3 separate regions of the Homo sapiens genome follow, and all the other regions are linked to region 1. A link is a contact called in ENCODE Hi-C or POLR2A ChIA-PET data. All regions are on one chromosome and are shown on one strand. Each heading gives the region's core, a stretch centred on a gene start or an enhancer-like site at or near the end of the contact. The rest is flanking DNA. Distances are from core to core; before and after follow the strand shown. Region 1 holds the start of LEPR (leptin receptor). Region 2 holds the start of SLC35D1 (solute carrier family 35 member D1). Region 3 overlaps SGIP1 (SH3GL interacting endocytic adaptor 1).

Region 1 (4,795 bases), core at 1,668-4,167:
GATGGAAAGCAAATACCACATACTATTTCATTCAGATGATCTTTTCCCAGCAGGCTTTGCTCCTCTCCTCTGTGCCTGACCATCGGCAGTACCCCCTCCTCCATGAGGCCTGTCAAAGCTAGGTACTGCAGACCTCTTCCTTCTGTTCTGATACCAGTTTCTCAACGTTCACAACCATCTTTCTGTTTGATTCTTTTTGGTCTTTTTTTTCCTCTTTTTTCAGGAATCACATCCTCTGAATCTCTTAAAGTTGGAGTTGACCAAAAATCCAACCCCATCTCTCTTTTCACTCCACGCACTCCTGCTGAAAACTTATGTTCAACCCAAAGCTCCTACTACCACAAGGGCCCGGCCGCAACTGATGCTCCAGCCCAGAGTAGGTCCTAAAGAACTAGGCCTGTACTTCCACCTCCAGTCTGGACTTCTCTGCCTTGACCGCCAACAAGAACCTCAAATTCAACATGTGTAACACGTGTAAAACCAAACCACTATCCCTACACTTTAAAGGTCCTATCTTAGAGGACTGACACCATGATTGCATTCCACCTTCCAATGAATCAGTAGGTCAAGGTGACTCAATCTCCCAGACTTCTTAAACTCTCTGCTACAGCCCTGGTGCAGGCCCTTAACCTCTTATTCCTGCCTCTGTGACTCTTCCAATCCATCCTCTACACAGCAGACAGTGATCTTTCAACTATATATATCACCGCTGCCATCCCTTTGCGGTTGCTTCCACAGCCTACAAGTTGTTCTGGCACGGAGGCTCACCATCGCCTGACTCACTCCTAACTGCCTGTCCAGCCAGCTTCAACCCTCACCACTAAGTTCTGGTCTTACTAATGTAGCTTAAGTACCTGAAGAGAAGAAGGCATGTTGTTTCATAAGCCCTGCGCCATGTCACGTGCTGTCCTCCCCACTTGGGATATACTCCACCTTCACTCCATGCCTTGCCAAGGGAAGCCACATTGATCCCTTCAGATTCAGTTCAAGCATCGCCTCTTCTGTGAAAACAGTCCTTTCTCTGGAGCAGGGGAATCAATCCCACCTGCATCAGCTTCCTAGGGCTGCCGTTACAAAGTACCACAAACTGGATGGCTGAGAACAACAGAAATTTATCTTCTGACAGTTCTGGAGGCTGGACTTCTGAAATCAAGGTGTCAGCAGCGCCACCACACTCCCTCTGAAGGCTGTAGGGAAGCACCCTTCCTTGCCTCTTCCTAACACTCAGTGGTTGCCAGCATGGTTGCCAACAATCTTTGGTGCTCCTGACTTTGTAGCTGCATCACTCCAATTTCTGTCTCCGTCTTCCCATGGTATTCTCCCTGTATGTCTCTATGTCTAAATTCCCCTCTTCTTATAAGGACACCAGTCATTGGATTAGGGCCCACCTTAAACCAGTTATCATTTTAATTTGATTATATCTGCAAAGATACTACTTCCAAATAAGATCACATTCACAGGTACCAGGGAATTAGAGCTTGAACACATCTTTTTGGAGGACAAAATCCAACCCACCATCTGTTCTCCCACCGCATCTGAGCCCAACATAAACACTGACATAGTAATATAATTATTTCCAGCTCTGTCACCCACCAATAACTTCTCATTTATCTTTGTATCCTAAGTCTCTGGCATACAGTAGTTCCTCAATAAAAGTTGAACAATCTGTAAAATGCTTCCTTCCCTTAGTCCGTTTCCATTTCAGACTTCCTTTTTTTTCACTACATCACAATTTTCTAACACATTCACACATAAACGTGATCATGATTTGGTAGTTTCTGATCATGTGTAGTACTGAGACACTACTTTTCATCTGTTTTCGGCATTGGCTTCAAATGGATATATAACACAGTCGACACTCTCCAAGTAAACCATGTTTACTAAACTGATATTAAGTATAAAAGTCAGCCAGAAATAACGATAAAATGTCTGCTGCTAACAGCTCACATACTCGGATAAATTCATAGTGAACAGAGGCGTACTCGTATATATACTATCTACATGTTTATAGCAGATGTTAACTGGGGATATCTTTGGGTGCAAATTTCAAGGATGATATAAAAGCCAATATAAAAACAAGTCATGCTACTCTATTCGACAGATTAGAAATGGAATGTTTTCCTACCAAAATACAGGAAGCCTTGCAAAAAACCTTTTCCGTCTCGCATTGCTCTGAAGCCATACAGATAAGGGACGCGGTGTTTTTACCAACTGCCCCATGCAAAAAACACATACTACACACACACTGGTTTCTTCTCTGTCCATAAACAGAGAAAACACCGAAGAAAGCAGTATTAAAATTACACGTAATCTACTCTCCACGACTGCGAGAAACACCGTCTTTCTGGGTGCTTTCCATTGACACCCGCCCGCGGTCAACTCTGCCCAGTTGGAAAAATCATTAGGAAAAAGAGGATTAAGTTTCCCAATGCTAAGAACGCTGGAGACAAAGGGTCCTTTGTGGCAAATAGGAAACTGCGGAGGGGCAGAAAACCAGAAGAAAGGCGTTAGGGTGGCGTCAAGAAGTGGAAACCTTGTTTAAAAACTCAGGAGAGGTGGAGGGCGCCGCTCTCGCCGAGGGCTCAGGCTGGGGAGGGGTCTGGTGCCGCCACTGGAGAGCAGGAAGGCCAGCGGCCTTGCAAAAAGGGCCAAGGCTCCCCCGAAACGCCGCTCCACCCACACCCCAAGGGACGAAGGGAGCGGTCGATCGCCTCCCGAACCGGAGAGGCGGGAAGGGTGGTGAGGCCGTTCCCCAACGGCGCGCGGAAGGCGCAGCCCCAGGCTTGACCGGAACGGAGGTGGCAACCCCACCACACGACAAGCGAGCCGGGGACCGCGATGTACCTTTAACGCCCGCCATGTCTCCCGAACTGGGGCCGCGGCTGCTTCCGGCTTCCTGCCACGGCCCGGGCAGCCTGCCCAAGCCAGACCGGGAGTCGCCCCGCGGATCCCGAGCCCGCCCCGGCCACGCAGAGCCCCGCCCCCGCCGGTGCAGAACTCCGACCTTAGCTCGCAAACGCGGCGCCTGCTGCTCCAGACCCCGCCCCCACCACTCACAACCCCGCCCCCGCCGGTGCAGAACCCCGCCCCCAGCTCGCAGAGGCCGCGCCTGATAGTTCAGACCCGGCCTCGCTACTCAGAGCCCCGCCCCTGACAGTACAGAGCTCCTCCCCTACCTCGCGGAGGCAGCGCCTGCGGCTCCAGACCTCGCTACCGCTACTCGAAGCCCCGCCCCAGACAATGCAGAGCTCCTCCCCTAGCTCGCGGAGGCCTCCCCTGCTGGTCCCGCCCCAGCCCTCACCGGCCCAGAATTCCGCCCCCAACTCTCAGAGGCCGTCCCTGCTGGTCCCGACCCCGCCCCCGCCACCCAGAACTCCGCTCCTGCCAGTCTAGAACTCCGCCCCCAGCTCGCAGAGTCCATCTCCAGCCCTAAGGTCCCACCTGGTCCCACAGAGCTTTCCCAGAGTAACCCCAACCCAGTGCCCTGGGCCCTCCTCCTAGATCCTGAGCCCTCCAAGTAATCCTCAAGCCCGTTCAATGTGGGTTGGGACCTTGGCTCCGCCCCGACCGCGGGCCCAGAGTCTCTCCCCGGCCTCTCAGAACGCAGTGCACGCAGCGGGGGATCCTCCCTGAGCCTTCCTGAGAACGGAGATGTAGAAAGTGGGGAGAGGCAGGAGAGGGAAGGAGGGGAAAAGTTGCAATCGATGGGAGAGGGACACCGACTCACTAACCAGTGTTATGTTCCCTGAGCTCCCAAGTGCGTGCTAGTGTGCGAGTGTGTGCCTGTCTGCCTTCACATGACTGTGGCAGAGGAGAGGCGGGGTACCAGAGGACAGGCCCCTTAGGAAACACTCCTCATTAAGAACTTGATATTTGCATAGGTTTGCTTTGCTTAATAGCAACGCTTTACTGAAACTAGCGGGGTTTTTCTTTACTCCCTGGTTTATTTATAGAGACGAAGACCATATAAGCTTTTGTGTCCGAAGCTTTCATGAACCTTAAAAAAAAAAATAAAAAAAAAAAGCTATTATTTTTGTGCCTTGGGGCCTCAAAGTTTGCAGGTAACCAAGGCCAGTTTTTAGATCTCTGAGAGCCATTGTGTACTTATCTTACAGGAATGGAGAGTTCTGTTTTGGCAAAAGCAATCTAGAAGATCATTGAAACAGTCTGGTCCAAATGCTTCAACTTACATTTAAGGAAAGAGGTGCAGAAAGGATAGGACTTGCCTGTCACACAGCTCTTTGGAGGAGGTTGGATTCTGGGCCACTTCCCCTCATTCTAGCTGAGATCCACTCTACCTGATGGTGCCGTCCCTCTTCTCTTGCTTTTTCTCCGTTTTCAAAAGGACTGAAAGACAAAGGAATCTGTGGAAACCTAGCTTCCCCTGGCTACCTGAGAAGTATAAATTCTCACCACCATCATGTTTCATGATCCTTGCTCAGTTTACTTTTTCAAAATTGCACATTGAGCATGTTACTGTTTCAAGAAATGTCTATTTGTTGATTCAGTGGAGTATTTTTCTAGCTGTCAGTTTATTTTTCTAGCTCCTCTCATTTCTCCTCATAGACGGATGGCACACTCACTGAAAACAGCATTGTAATACCTGACTCACTGCTGATGCTTGGAGATCCAATACTACAGTACAGCACTTTTTACTTTGGAGCCTTCAATCTACTCAAGAGCATTGGCAGTGTATGCCACTTTGGTTTAAGGATTATTTTGAGCTGAAGGCAATTAGGAAGAAGCAAATAGGTACACGGTACTAGAAAAGCACTCTGCCCTCCCTCTATTTGCC
Region 2 (4,795 bases), core at 1,669-4,168, 1.6 Mb before region 1:
CCCCATTTTACAGGTGAGGAAATTGAAGCACAGTGATGTCTAGTAATTTGCCCAAGGTCACAAAACTACTAAGTGTCAGCAGCAGTGTGTGGCTTGAGGATTAGTGTTCTTCTCTGGTTCTATTCCAGGTATGTTTTTTAAAATGTGTAAAAATGTGTATATATGTATATATTTGCTTTTTATTATGAGGGTCATTGTTACTTCTATAATATTTTTTCTGCAAGGATGTTTCTTAAAATACAATGTTTTAGTTATTTTTCCTTTTGAAGCTAGCAGTCAAGGAAGAAATTTAATCATTTTCCTTGTTTCCATTGATTCAATCAACTAAAATATCTAAACTGTGTTAGGCACCCTTGCCTGCCACTGTCCTCAAGAAGCAACTGTCTAGTGGAAGAGAGTGATATGTAAACATGTAATGCAGAGCCCCTTTGCTACGGTCTGTATGTGTCCTCCAAAATTCATATGTTGAAACTTAATCACCAATGTGATATTATTAAGAGGCAGGCCCTTTAGGAGGTGACTAAGTCATGAGGGCTCTGCCTTTGTGAGTAGGATTCATGCCTTATGAGAGAGGTTTCACACAGTGTTTGTCCCTTTCTGACCTTCTGTCCCTTCTGCCATGTGAGGACATGGTGTTCTTCCCCTTCAGAGGATGCAGTGGTTAAGGTGGCACCTTGATCTTGGACTTCTCAGCCTCCAGAAGTGTGAGAAAATAAATTTCTATTTTTTATATGTTATCCAGTCTCAGGTATTTTGTTATAGCAGCAGCAGCAGATGGACACTCTATAAAGGGGGTATATAAAGATGCGGTAGGAGAGGCACAAAGGAGAGAGATCAATTATGTAGAGGGAAGTGGGGGGCAGTGTGAAGGCTGCCCAGAGAAGAGGTAATGTTCTGCCAAAATACGGAAGGAAATGTAAGAGTTTTTCAGGAGCTGGGTGAGAGGAGGAAGAGAAAAAGCAGCCCAGATGGAGGGAATAATGGGAGTAAAGACACAGAAGCCGGAACCCACATTGTTGATTTATCTGCACCTTAGGGGAGGGAAACGTGAATAGTGCCTCTGGAGATGTGGGTAGGAACCACATTATCTAGGACCTTGTAGGCTATGTTAAGAACCTCATCCTGTGTACCAGTTTTTTAAGAAACACTTGAAGAACATAGGTGTTCTCAAAGTAACTCAAAAGATATAAACCAATTATACACATATAATTTAATATTATTCAGCCTTAAAAAGGGAGGACATTCTAACATATGCTACAACGTGGCTGAACCTTGAAGACATTACGTTAATGAAGTAAGTTCATCACGAAAGGACAAATACTACATGATTCCACTTATATGAGGTACCTAGAGTAGTCAAATTCACAGAGACAGAAAGTAGAACACTGGTTAACAGCAGAGAGGGAAGGAAGTAGGGAAACAGGGAGTGATTGTTTAAAGGGGAAAGAGTTTCACTTTGGGATGGTGAAAAAGTTCTAAAGATGGATTAGTGATGATGGCTGCAAAACGATGTGAATGCAGTTAATGCCATGCAATTGCATACTCAAAAAGGGTTAAAATGATAAATTTTATACTTTGTATATTTTGCCACAATTTATTTCTTTCTTTAAGATGGTCTTGTGCTGTTGCCCAGGCTGGAGTGCAGTAGTATGATCATAGCTCATTGCAGCCTTGACCTCCTGGGCTCAAGCCATCCTCCCACCTCAGCCTCCTGAGTAGCTGGGACCACAGGCGTGCGCCACCACATCTGGCTAATTTTTTTATTTTCTTGTAGAGAGAGGGTCTCACTTTGTTGCCCAGCATGGTCTCAAACTCCCGGGCTCAGGCATTCCACCTGCTCCCAAAGTGCTGGTATTACAGGTGTGAACCACTATACCTGGTTTACCAAAATATAAAAATAAGAAAAAAAAAAAAAAGAAATTTAAAAAGATACAGACCAAGCACTTAGAAAAATAATTCAAAGTTCTTCTTTCCTAATCTATTAAAGTTCAATACGTAATTTCTTTGCTTAAACCGATCATAATGATTTGCTTCTGTTATACAATAATGACTACCATTTACCGAAAACTAGCTCTTTGCTAGCTACACATCCACAGAGATCAGGTTCAGGGAGGTCATCTAATTGGTCCAAGACACACAATAAGGAGTGAGTGTGTTGGTGGGGGGGGGGGGGGTCGTCATTTCTAGGAATCCTACAATTGGAAATCAAGTCTTTTAGGCTCCAAACACCTTGTGCTTTCCCCAATCCCCAAGCTGCTTATCTTGCTACTTTTTGGGATATGTCAACATTTTTCTTAAAACAAACAAACGAAACTTCTCAATCTGAAAAGTATTGTTTGGTGTTTTCTGGGTTCAGAAAATGTAAGAAGCCTGAGGCATTGCGGAATGAAATTTTCGTTGAGTGTTTACTGTTGATCCACATCTGATACTTTTGAAGGGTTTTTACCCCCTGCAAGAGAGACTAAAAGAGCATTCAGAATTAGTCTAGACGCAGTGTACTGTAACTACTTGGCCGGCCACCTGTAACAGAGGGGAGGAGGGTCTGCACTTAGTTGCGGCAGTTATCCGGAGAATACGGCCTTCCAGCCCCTCTGCCACCAGACTCCCCACGCCCCAGGTACGCGCCCCGCGGAGAGACCCAGCGCGTGCTCGTGCGCAGGCGCAGGGCGACTGTCACCCGGAGTCTGTGGTTTGTCGCCCGGCGCTCTGGTGTCTCGATGTAGTTCCCCTGGCTTCTCCTTATCCGCCTCGGGCAGGGGGGTCGCCACTGCCCCTTCTCCAGGCTCTCTCCAACCCCTGCCCAGGCTAAGCCCGGCGCGGCCCTACTCTCTGACCCCGCGTTGCACAATGCCCGAGCAAAGTCTCCAGGGGTGTGAACCCCGGCGTCCCTGCCCCTGGGCGGGGACAGGCGGCGGCCAAGCGGGGAGTCGAGGCGGCGAGCGCGCAGCTGGCCTAGTCTGCGGTCCCCAACTCCTGGAGTCCCCTGGGAGCTGCCGCTGCAGGCCCCCGAGCCGCTAGGCCCCGCCGCCAGGCCACCGCTGCTGCGGCAGCCATGGCGGAAGTTCATAGACGTCAGCATGCTCGGGTTAAAGGAGAAGCCCCCGCGAAATCCTCCACACTCCGAGATGAGGAGGAGCTGGGGATGGCGTCGGCCGAAACGCTGACCGTGTTTCTGAAGCTGCTGGCCGCCGGCTTTTACGGCGTGAGCTCCTTCCTGATCGTGGTGGTGAATAAGAGCGTGCTCACCAATTACAGGTAGGGCCGAGGCGGCGGCGGCCCAGGCCGCGGAGGAGGAGCGGGCGGCGGCGGCGGCGCGGCGCCGGCTCCCTGGACTTTGACTGCCAAAGTTAAAGCCGAACAAAGTTGGGCGGGAGCTGGGGAGGGCGGGCGGCTGACGCGCGCGGCCCGGGCAGCGGAGCCGGCCTGGCGAGCGGGCCTGTGGCAGGGGTCCGCTCCCTGCGCGGAGCTCCGGCCGGCCCGGCACATTTGGGGCTCGCCTGCCATGCCCTGGGCGCACCGCCCCGAAAACCCTGCCCTTCAGAGAGATGGAGCAAAGTGATTTGCTTGGTGACTTTTGAGCCGTTATGCCTGTCGATCAGGGAGGAGAGCGAGGGAAGCCTCCCTCCTCCGCAGCCTGGACAGGGGGCCGGGGCTTCAGTGTCCCCTGCACCCGCTGACAGCCTCTGGGGACGTACGCATCCTCAACCCAGCAGACAATTATTCCCTTGCTAACACTGGGACCCAGAGGCAGAAGTTGGTTGTTTTTTTTTTTAAGGTGTGTGAAATCGTTGCAGAGATCTGTATCTGCACTGCCTTGAGAAATCCTTTGCAGGCAGCGGACTGAAACTGTAGACTCGGACAAGATGGGACAAGCGGCCGCCCGAGGCTACATCAGCGGGGTGGACTGACAACCAACAGGCAGAGAGTTTTCTCCCAAGATTTTTGTTTGATTTAGGGGCGGACGTTGATGTGGCTTGTATCGGAATGCCTTATTAACGTTGCCGATGTGCAAATTGAATTCACGGAGCTAAGTTAGGTTTGTTCTGATCTTGTTTTTTTCTTTGCCCTTTTTGTAGATTTCCCTCCTCACTATGTGTTGGACTTGGCCAGGTTAGTTGGAATCCTCACCATTACGTGGTTTATGTTGTTAGAACTTCTGTGTGTGTCTTTATGTGTAGAACAGTGAATCTGTGTTCTCTTGTTTACAGATGGTGGCCACAGTGGCAGTTCTCTGGGTGGGAAAGGCGCTCAGAGTAGTCAAGTTTCCTGACCTTGACAGAAATGTACCTCGAAAGGTAAAAGAAGAAAAGCGATACTTTATTTTGTGAAATGAAGTCAGTATGTATTAACATATTTTATCAGTGCCTTGCGTATTTAAAAATTGCAGCCTCAAAATTGCCCAGTCTAGAGTGGTTATAATGAATGTAAAGAATAAAAGTAGTAATATGTGTCAAAGAAGGCCTACAGTCTCTTTAAACTTAAGAGAAAAAATAACCTAGGAATATTCTTCTGTTTTTAATTAATGCACACTTGTTGAGAGTACAATAGTTTTGCAGTTTCTCTATCCATCTAATCTAGCCAGTGTATCCTGCATTCATTATTCTTTGGGCTTATTTTATACTGTCTGCCTCTGCTTGACTCCAAACGAAGATGAAATGCCTTTACTTTTTCTGCTGACAATAGAGCCATGGGCTCTAATACATTATCATATTTTACAGCAAATGATGTTTCTGTCTCACATTGATCATATTCATATTTCTGTCTTTTCTCCCTGCCTTCCTCCCTTTCTTTCTGC
Region 3 (4,795 bases), core at 1,675-4,174, 1.1 Mb before region 1:
ACACTCTTAAATGGTGCTATTCCACTGGACTAGATTCTGCTGCATACGAGGATTAATATTCATTACTCAAAAAGTGATAGAAAGAACTCATCCCACAGAAAAAGTGCATTCTTTTCTTGATGGAAAAAATAAAAGGTTTTGGAGGCAAATATATAAAAGTTACCTTTTCCAAATTATTAGTTGTTATTAGTCTCTGAAACAAAAATGATGGATGGAATAAGAATCAGTGCCTAAGAAAGTTGATGGCCCCTAGGGATCACTCTTGCTCATTATTCACATCGATCTTTAAAAGATCTTATAATGCAAATAGCAAATAAACTGACAGACTGTGTTGAGGTGGGTTGTTTACCGCTAGGGAAACCACCCTGGTGTTCCTCTAAAAACAGGATTTACAGTTTCTGGTTGTTCCAACATATTCTAGCGGAATGGTTAATTTCTCCCAATAAAAGTAAGACATTAAGTGAATATATCTTTCATTCAGTGTAATGGCTAGTTTGGGTTGAATCTAACTGAAGCCGTAAGGACCTAAAATATTTTACTTGAAATAAAATTTACTATTACATGGGCTGGCAAATGAGAATGAGATGACTGCTTACAATTTACACTACACTTGATTTCAGTATTTCCTGCTTTCTACTTTCTTCTAGAAATATAACATAGTAGCATTAATAATGTTTTTCTTGAAAACCTACACTTTATATTCTACAAGAGCGAAGGCAATTCTTAGTGTACTCACCACCCAGTGCCAACACAGAGTCTAGCACAGGGAGGTGAACAAAAGTGTGTTGAATAAATGTGTAAGCAAATGATTTATTTAACTTAGAGGAGCGAGAGTCTTCTAGCTTTTGGATTCCACCGTGACCAGCTTTTTCTGGAAATCTAAGCCCAAATTTCAGAAAGTCTTTTCCAATACAACCTCCAATTTTAGAAATCTCTCTCTCTTCAGAGGTACTTTCTGCTCATACCTCTCTCACTTGGAATTTTTTTACTGCCTCATCGTTTTCATGTATAGCTCTATTGTCCCCAATTAATCTGTAAGTTTCTTGATGCCAGAAACCTTGGTTTATCCTTTTTATGCCCCTTACCCCTTAATACAACTCTAACATAATTAAGTTTGAATTTCTACTCATTTCTGATAATGATGACAGTTTTTGTAAAGACATCCCAAGAGTAACATGGTAAGATGTTTCAAACATAAAATAAATGAAAATCAGGCCATCAAAAATAAGAGCCCATATAAATGAAAGAAAAGGGATAAATTATTTCAGAATTAGTTAGAGTATTATACCTGGGCAATAAATTTGGTTACAAGTTTTCTAGCACTAAACTGAAAAGGGAGACACCCAAATTACATGTCAGATGACAATGCATTAGCAGAAACGTTTTTCCCCAGACATGGAACTCAAGTAGAAATTTACTGGGGGAATCACTGTAGCACAAAGCAAACTGGCAGTGGAGTCAGGGGGTCCTGGTTTTACATCTACTGTCTGCCCCCTTCCAGATTGTATGACTTCGGGCCAGGCACTTAAGCTCTCCAGACCTCAGTTTTTCTTCATTTGGAAAATGAGGACTGATCATTATAAGCCCCACAGGGTTATTGTAAGAAGTGTTACTATTACGCTAGTTACATAACAAAAATACTCACTAGTACTATTGCAAGCTTACTGTACCCCAGACATGAAGTTGAGGACTCTAGGTGTAAAATCTCATTTCCCTGTAAATTCCTCCTTGGGAAGGAGGGGACTGAAGTAACTACCCTAAAAGCCCACAGATAGTAGATTGTGTGATTCTTGGTGACCACTAGATCAAAGTTAGTTTCTTTACCTTTGTGTGGACTGGTGAACACCTCCTACCATTACATTTTTACAAAAAGAATAACTGATGCAGCATGATTTCCTGCTTGTATTGTCTGCTCACGACTGCAGGGCATCTTTGGGCTGTATGTGGACCAGTGTAAAGAGGAAATGGCAGATGACACAGACATCCTAACTATCTCAAGAATCACATGAAATATATGTATTTCCACGCCTGCTTTGCTTGTGTACATTTGTTTATATTGGTCAGGTCAAACCACAGCTTCCTCTGACTCAATGTCACTGAATTTTCCCTGGTTACTGGATACAGTAACATATTGCCTAACTTCATCCGGTCACTCTCTGCTTCCAAGGAGATCTTAGTTCCAGATGAGGCATAAGTCATGACAGCATTTTACCATGTTAGTGAATTATAGAAGAGTCAATGGACTGAGCCTGAGGAGACCTGAGTTCAAGTCCAGGTATGCCACTCCTTAGCCATGGGACATAGGGAAGGTCATTCTGAAATCACCATTGATAGAGTGAGTCAGCTGAACTAGTTTAGTCGTTTCCAAATTGCTTCTTTAGAGATCTGTCTCAGAGACTATTACAGCAGGGTAAGGGGAAGATTAAGATGTTTTCAACTCCTAACTTCAATCTAAGCCGCTCCAATTTTATCAGTTTTTGTTTATTGAATGTTGACTTTAATTTGGTTTAAGAAAGGGCTTCTGACCTGTTGAACTATATGATTGCTTACAGTCTGGGTTTAACAATCTCTGGACACACATCTATTCATGGCAGGACTGGCTGCCCTAGATAGGACCTCTGCGTTACAATTTGCCCCTAACAGTAAGGGATAGTAGCTTTCTAAGAGTTAAGGAAGAGACATTCATCTTTCTCTTTGCTAGCTTCTGAAAATAAGTCAAGTATTTCAAATGATATTCTTTCTCTTCAACTACCACAGGAAGACATTGGTTAGAAGGGAGATCAGATGAACTGGGAAATTATTTACTGCTTCCAGCAAATTACTTGGGTGGAGGGGGGTGGGGGAACAAACTCTTTCTCCCCTTTAGCACTGCTGGGAGGAAGTAAACAAAACATTCCATCCGATGTGATTCAGAATTTCCCAGCTGCTAAGCCAATCAGCCTGCTGGAGAACTCTAAATCACTAGCACTTTCCCAAAACATCATCAAAGCACAGTCTTCCCTTGTGAAGAGATAGGAGCCGAGTGGATGGAGAGCCAGGGTCACAGTCAGGAGATCTGGTAGTTGTCTTTCTTCCCCTTCACCTTGGTGGAATCGGGCAAGTCACTCTCTTCTCTTGTCTTGGTGACCAAATCTGTTAAAGGAAGGCTCTGGACTAGATTTGTGTCTTGAAAGTTTCTTCTTGCTGCAACATGGCATGTTCCTCCAAATAACCCGGGAGTCAGACAGAGGGACAGCTCCAAATCCTCTGGCCTTATGTAACACTTTGCAGTATTAAAGTAGAAGTACCTCCCGTGCCGGCCCTGAGACACACTGACCCTCCCCTATTATCCCAAGGTTTACTGGGTGGGTTGTATCCCTCTTAGGCATCTCTTGTTCAGATTGTGTATTTATACCAAATTCTTGATGTTGTGGTTTTCCTCTTGTAGCTGATTTTTTTTTCTCTTTCTACTTCATACTAATGTTTCCAATAATTCAGGGCAATGCTCTTGCCTCCCTGTTTTTTTCTTCAATTTCTTATAAATACCACATGCAAGAGAGTGTGAGTAATAGATTTTAACAACAGCAACAATAAATATGGAATAACAAAGGATTACATTACAGCAAGGCAGATAACATTTTAAACATTTCTATTCTTAAAAATCACAGGCCATTATTATCACAGAGAACCTTTCACCTGCCAAATTGCCTGGCCCCTCTGTGCATCACCTTGTTCCAGAACCTTGCTCATGCTCCTCCTTCCCGTGTCCCCTCCTGGGCAATTCCTAAATACTTAAAATTTTCCAACTTCCTTTTGTAGAGCAATTCAATTTTTTCTTTCCCCTTGATTTTCCTTGGCTCTGCCCAGGGGCAAGTTTTCCACATCTAAGAAGGCCCAAAGTATTTTTGCTAAAGAAAAAAACCAAAACAAATAAACAAATTGAGCAAGAAGTTTCGGTCCTAAGCATATTCTGCCGCTGGTGGTAAAATACTTTGCCACCCCTCCTTGGTGAATGGAGGGAACCTACCCACTAGTCCTCTTTGTCTTTTCTCAGCTTCGTGCTTCCACTGCAGTCTCTATCCCAGTCTTTATTGTTCATATACTCCCTCTTTTGCATTCCCCAGAATTCTTCCCTGCTATTGTTTCAATCCCTTCTAAAATTCTATCAGATAGAGAATTTCCCCCCTTTGCAGAGAAGAATTTTATCTCCCTGAAACCCTCATCTAGCAAATATTCTTCTTTTAAAATTTCCTCTAATATCTATTGCATTTGGAAAAATGAAATGAAAAATTAAAACTAGCTGTTGTGCAGAGTCTAGATTAGAAGTTGCCGCTCTCCAAAATTGCAAAGGAAGGGACCATGTCTACCCTGTCTGTCATATACTCTGGCACTCTGCTGGGTACTTAGCACATAGGAGGTGCTCACTAATATATGTCAGTGAATGAAAGCCAGATTTTTTTTTTTTGGCTAAAAGAAACTCCCACACCTATTTAAACTGATACAGAAGAAATCTTCGATTTGGGAAGTCAGGAGCTGTTAGATGTATGACTACTGCTATCTGTGACTCAAGATTTTATCAGGAATGGGCAACCAAAAGCAAAATGATGAAAACGGGAAGCAAAATTTAATCCTGGTGTATTTTAACTGGTCTTGTTTGTGGACTTTATTGTAACTTTTCTATAACGCTGAATGTAGAAATGAGTACTAATAAAACATATATCTGTTTCAGACATTGGCCTCCCCTTTTAATATTCCATTTGAATAAAAGGCCTCTGCTATCTAAAGCAGTAACAATGTCAGTTGAAGACTATGACAT

What was found. A loop is a pair of places that touch in the nucleus more often than their neighbours do. ChIA-PET counts read pairs that join two places held with the same protein, here RNA polymerase II (POLR2A). Pooled maps may share reads with other maps.
Region 2: a loop to region 1 is called in a map of B cell, with 33 times the contacts of the local background. The contact joins the promoter of SLC35D1 here to the promoter of LEPR in region 1. A Hi-C loop is called at or near these places in 3 of 168 maps with a recorded cell type or tissue (B cell, CD4-positive, alpha-beta memory T cell and naive thymus-derived CD4-positive, alpha-beta T cell), 4 of 37 single-sample maps with no recorded cell type and 15 of 50 pooled maps.
Region 3: a loop to region 1 is called in a map of endothelial cell of umbilical vein, with 4 times the contacts of the local background. The contact joins the enhancer-like site here to the promoter of LEPR in region 1. A Hi-C loop is called at or near these places in 1 of 168 maps with a recorded cell type or tissue (endothelial cell of umbilical vein). POLR2A ChIA-PET finds 5 or more read pairs at or near these places in 1 of 52 experiments (Panc1).

What each region holds. Positions count from the first base shown.
Region 1 is chr1:65,418,790-65,423,584 of GRCh38, reverse strand. It overlaps LEPR (leptin receptor), which reads right to left and starts at 2,917. Exons shown (of 20, transcript NM_002303.6): 1 at 2,845-2,917. LEPROT (leptin receptor overlapping transcript) reads right to left here and starts at 2,917. Exons shown (of 4, transcript NM_017526.5): 1 at 2,845-2,917. The coding sequence starts at 2,860. RefSeq lists enhancers at 2,414-2,463, 2,537-3,070, 3,071-3,603 and silencers at 2,834-3,333, 3,354-3,423.
Region 2 is chr1:67,052,271-67,057,065 of GRCh38, reverse strand. SLC35D1 (solute carrier family 35 member D1) reads left to right here and starts at 2,918. Exons shown (of 12, transcript NM_015139.3): 1 at 2,918-3,255; 2 at 4,077-4,110; 3 at 4,209-4,295. The coding sequence starts at 3,053. RefSeq lists silencers at 2,814-3,003, 3,294-3,503.
Region 3 is chr1:66,561,745-66,566,539 of GRCh38, reverse strand. The region is part of intron 1 of SGIP1 (SH3GL interacting endocytic adaptor 1); the gene reads right to left. Among named protein-coding and RNA genes, the nearest start is that of SGIP1, 30 kb to the right of the region's middle. Within about 2 kb of position 2,924, at least 12 of the 41 ENCODE cell types and tissues checked have a DNase peak (open chromatin) inside an H3K27ac peak, as active enhancers do; they include endothelial cell of umbilical vein, where a contact is called at or near this core.